2 separate regions of the Homo sapiens genome follow, and region 1 is linked to region 2. A link is an interaction called in ENCODE POLR2A ChIA-PET data of the cell type or tissue named here. Cell type or tissue: Panc1. All regions are shown on one strand.

What was found. Peaks named below come from ENCODE experiments on the same cell type or tissue, not always from the same donor. Only the 100,000 strongest peaks of a DNase experiment are listed, where the experiment ranks them.
Region 1: POLR2A ChIA-PET joins it to region 2 with 6 read pairs; 1 of 35 experiments calls an interaction of 5 or more read pairs at or near these places.

The regions. Positions count from the first base shown.
Region 1 is chr16:2,771,701-2,774,200 of GRCh38, forward strand. ELOB (elongin B) reads right to left here. Exons shown (of 4, transcript NM_007108.4): 4 at 1-402. The coding sequence ends at 290. Among named protein-coding and RNA genes, the nearest start is that of ELOB, 4.3 kb to the right of the region's middle. RefSeq lists a silencer at 1,369-1,521. In Panc1, no CTCF peak of the experiment used is centred here; no DNase peak of the experiment used is centred here; H3K27ac peaks cover 2,296 bases.
Region 2 is chr16:4,291,592-4,294,091 of GRCh38, forward strand. No RefSeq gene overlaps it. Among named protein-coding and RNA genes, the nearest start is that of TFAP4, 20 kb to the left of the region's middle. In Panc1, no CTCF peak of the experiment used is centred here; no DNase peak of the experiment used is centred here; H3K4me3 peaks cover 342 bases; H3K27ac peaks cover 1,602 bases.

The DNA.
Region 1 (2,500 bases), 1.5 Mb before region 2:
CCCTTTCCTCCCCCTGGCGTGGTTGGTGTGGCTGGCTAGCTGCTAACAATGGCTTGGGTCTCAGGGCAACCCAGGTCCCCATGGTGCCTTTAAGCAGCAGGCTGGGCCAAGTTCTCAGCCAGGGTCTCAGGATCTGGGAGACAGGACAGCACAGGAACTGCCAAGCACAAGCCCCAAAAGGAGCCCACAGGGAGTGGGACCCATCCCAGGGAGGGGCGGGAAAAAGAGGCAGCAACCAGGCAGACTCCCAAATCTCTTTTATTGGGGGAAATGGGCCTCTTGGGGGTCCTCACTGCACGGCTTGTTCATTGGCACTGCTTCCCGAGTCCTGGGGCTTCATCACATCGGGCAGCTCTGGCGGGCTGGAAAACGGCTCGATGCACAGGGCCTCAAAGGTGTCATCTGTGGAGGAAGCAGCAGAGCTGCAGGGGGGTATTCCAGCTCTTGCCCCAGCTGGGGCCTTGGTGTTCACGTGTGATCATCTGCAGCTTTGGGGATCTCCATGCGAACGCCCCTCCACACGGCTGTAGTCTCCACAGCGCTGACCTCCCTGTTCCAGCTACCCCCGTGGCCCCACGGTAATGTCTCCTACCCCTGTGGGCCCAACCTGAAGGTCCCCAGCCCTTCCCACTGACCATGCTGGGGCCCCTTTCCTCATCTTCCATGTCCACTAGTGAGTCTGAGGGCTCACCATCTGCAGCCAGCATCACCCTTCACCCAGAATATATCTCCTTGTTCCCTTCACACACTTTGGGAGGCCGAGACGGGCAGATCATGAGGTCAGGAGGTCAAGACCATCCTGGCTAGCACGGTGAAACCCCATCTCTACTAAAAATACAAAAAAAAAAAAAAAAAAAAAATTAGCCGGGCATGGTGGCGGGCACCTACAGTCCCAGCTTCTCGGGAGGCTGAGGCAGGAGAATGACGTGAACCCGGGAGGCGGAGCTTGCAGTAGCTGAGATCGCGCCACTGCACTCCAACCTGGGCGACACAGACTCCATCTCAAAAAAAAAAAATCAAACTAGACTATCTAGACTATTCCTCCCCTGCTGAAAACCATCCAGTGGCTTCCCATCATGACCTGAATACCACCAAGTCCTTGCCGTCTGTCTCTCCCTCTGCTTCCCACGCTCTGAGGCTCTGGCTCTCTATGTTCTTCTGTAAGTTCTTTCCTAACTCAGACCTTCGCACTTGCTGGTCCCAGCACTCGGAATGGCTGGCTGCTTCTGGACTTTCAGGGTCCAACTCAGGTCACCTCCTCAGATGAACCTCCAGTCCACGCACCCCCAAAAGTCAAGACATCCTGACACTCTGGGCGTAGGGGCACTTACCACTGGACAAACTGCCCTTTTGACTGGCTCCAGGAAGGCAAAGGCCTTCCCTGTCTTGTCCCTACTGTCACCCCAACACACAGCAAACAAACCCACAGCTTTTCTCCTGTGCTTTCTTCCAGCTAGGAGACCCATCTCTGCTTGGCTCAGGGTTCTCAACTGATCAGGCATCCCAGGGAAAGCTGGAATGCCTGATCACAGTTGTGGCGGTCACAAATGGGGAGGTGGGGTGCCCCAGCGCTATCTAGTGGGTAGAGGCCTGGGATACGGCTCCACGTGCTATGGTGCACAAGGCAACCCACACAGCAATCCAGCCCAATGTGCCCACTGTGCCGAGGTTCAGAAACTAATCCATCTTCCAAGCCACAAACCTGTGACAATTCGTGCCTTCACTACCTCCCTCATTCTTTTGTGATGAGCCGGGACAATGCCCTTTAACATTTGATTTGAAATACTCATCTCCTTGAGTGGTAAGCTTGGGGGAGGGGAGAGGCGGAGGGTGGGGCACCCATTCAAGGCCTGGGAACAACATGATGATGGGTTGAGCTGCACCCAGAAGTGTGTTTCTGCAAGCATTCCATGGGGAAGCAAAGAGCTGACAGCCCATGCTGTGCCCCCTATCAAGACAGCCATCACCTGCAAGAGGGATGATGTGACCTGGGCTCCGGAGTCACCACCACATTCCATGCCATATTAGGGGTTGTGGGAGAAAAACAAGTCACCTTCCTTAGCCTTGATTTTCTCATCTGCAAAATGGGTCTATCAGTATCTTCCAAGTCACAGCAAACCTCTAGGGGTACCACTGTTGAAATTAGAGAAAGGGACACTTCTGGGGGAACACAGCCCAGCTTCGGTTCACGAAGCAGACCAGATATGCTCTTGGCACTCCCTTGCTCTCTTCAGACAGGCACCCCTGGGCCAGGCACCGAGGCTCAGGCCTGTAATCCCAGCACTTTGGGAGGCTGGGATGTATGGATCGCCTGAGGTCAGGAGATTGAGACCAGCCTGACTAACATGGTGAAACCCCATCTCTACTAAAAACACAAAGATTAGCTGGGCGTGGTGGCACATGCCTGTAATCCCAGCTCCTCAGGCCACTGAGGCAAGAGAATCGCTTGAACCCGGGAGGCAGCGGCTGCAGTGGGCTGAGATGGCGCCACTGCACTCCA
Region 2 (2,500 bases):
GGTGGAGCTTGCAGTGAGCCGAAATTGCGCCACTGCACTCCAGCCTGGGCAACAGGGCGAGACTCCATCTCAAAAAAAGAAAAAAGAAAGGAGAGAGAGAGAGAGAAAGAGAAAAGAGCCAGCCAAGGAACCAAGGCAGTGTGGCCAGAGAGAGTGGAGGGTCAAAGGAGGCCCACAAGAAATCAAGGGGAGCTAGGGGCCGTGGCTCACACTTGTAACCCCAGCACTTCGGGAGACTGAGGTAGGAGGATCACTTGAGCCCAGGAGTTTGAGACCAGCCTGGACAACATAGCAAGACTCCTTCTCTACAAAAATTTAAAAATTAACTGGGTGTGTTGGTGGTGCACCTGGCCCAGATACTTGGGAGGCTGAGGAGGTAGGATCACTTGAGGCCAAAAGGTTGAGGCTGCAGTGAGCCATGATCATGTCACTGCACTCCAGCCAGGGCAAGCAAGTGAGACTCTTGAAAAAAACAAAGAGCCGGGTATGGTGGCTCACGCCTGTAATCTCAGCACTTTGGGAGGCTGAGGTGGGCAGATCACTTGAGTGCAGGAGTTTGAGACCAGCCTGACCAACATGGTGAAACCCCATCTCTACTAAAAATACAAAAATTAGCCAGGCGAGGTGGCACACTCCTGTAGTCCCAATTACTCAGGAGGCTGAGGCAGGAGTGTCCCTTGAACCCAGGGGGTGGAGGTTGCAGTGAGCCAGGACTGCGCCACTGCACTCCAGCCTCTGACAGAGCGAGACTCAATCTCAAAAAAAAAAAAAAAAGAATGAAAGAAACCAGAAAGTTGCATTTGGGGATCAGAAGAAAGGCAGGAAGCAGAGGCATGTGGGATGAGGACACCTGGGAGGTGCCATCTCCAGTGTCCCTCTGGGTGACTGGATCTCTTCACATGGAGTAGACAGAGGTTGGGAACGGAAGGTGGAATGTCATGTTCCACTTGAGACTGGAAAAGGGAAGGCTGGGGCTGACCAGGCCAGAGGAGGGCTGGAGGCCTGCGCTCATGAAAACCAAAGCTGGGTGAGTTTCCAGCTGGGAGAGGCAGCCAGGAAACAGGGCCAGCTCTCCCTGGGGAGGGGCAGGCTCCAAGCCCCAGTGTGGGTCCGGGGGCGGGAGCCATAGATCATCACCAGCGCAGGCCAGTGCTGCTGTGGGGGCTTTCTTCGCACTCCTAGTTTCTTTTTTTTTTTTTTTTTTTTTTTTTGAGACGGAGTCTCGCTCTGTCGGCTCACTGCAAGCTCTGCCTCCTGGGTTCACGACATTCTCCTGCCTCAGCCTCCCGAGTAGCTGGGACTACAGGCACCTGCCACCACGCCCGGCTAATTTTTTTTTTGTATTTTTAGTAGAGACGGGGCTTCACCGTGTTGGCCAGGATGGTCTCGATCTCCTGACCTCGTGATCCACCTGCCTCGGCCTCCCAAAGTGCTGGGATTACAGGCGTGAGCCACCGCGCCCAGCCTCCTAGTTATTTTCTTTCCTTCCTTCCTTCTTTTCTTTTTTGAGAGGGAGTCTCACTCTGTCACCCAGGCTAGAGTGTAATGGTGCGATCTTGGCTCACTGCAACCGCAGCCTTCCAGGCTCAAGCAATTCTCCCACCTCAGCTTCCCGAGTAGCTGGGATTATAGGCACCAGCCATCATGCCCTGCTAATTTTTGTATTTTTGTAGAGACAGAGTTTAACTATGTTGGCCAGGCTGGTCTTGAAGTCCTGACCTCAGGTGATCTGCCCGCCTCGGCCTCCCTAAGTGCTGGGATTACAGGCGTGAGCCGCCGCGCCCCACCTGCACTCCTAGTTTCATCCTCACCATGGTGCCCTGAGTCCTATGATCACGCCCAAGGGGCTTGGCCAAGCCCATCACAGCCAGCCACTACCAGGGCCTGCACTTCTTTCAGGCTCCTCCAGATCCCCCCGTGGCTGCCCTGGAGAATGGCTTCCTGTTGGCCTCAAAACTCAAGAGCTTACCTGGTCCTGGTGGCTCAACCGTGGCCAGGTAAATCCGGGTACAAGAGGAGGGTCCCGCTGGGCATGACAAGGCATACGGAGGGAGAAAACATGGCCATGCATGAAACGACAAGGTCAGCTACCAGGTGAAATGTAGCCCCTTCCTGTGGGCTGATGGTCAGAGCCAGACTGTCAGAGGAAGGAGCAACTCGTAGGGGTCAGAAAGGGTTTTGGCTTCAAGTCTGTGCAGACAAGGAAGAAGCAAGCGCAGTAAGCACTGTGGAGTGGGGACCGGGGGCAGCAAAGGGACCGGCTCTGGGATTGCTCTCTCCTCCCTCAAGCCCGCCAGAGCTTGAGCCCCTGGTGCCCCTTTCCTGCTGTGCAGCTGCGGCCGCCAGCGCATCAGGGGTTAATGTCTGGCTGGTGCCGGCTTCAGCAGCAGCAGCAGCAACAGCAGCAACAGACAGTGGTGCCAGTAACTCAGAGGCTGAAATGTGAGAAGCAAGACGAGAGGGGCAGGGCTGGGAAAGGCTGAGCAGCAGCGAGCAGAGA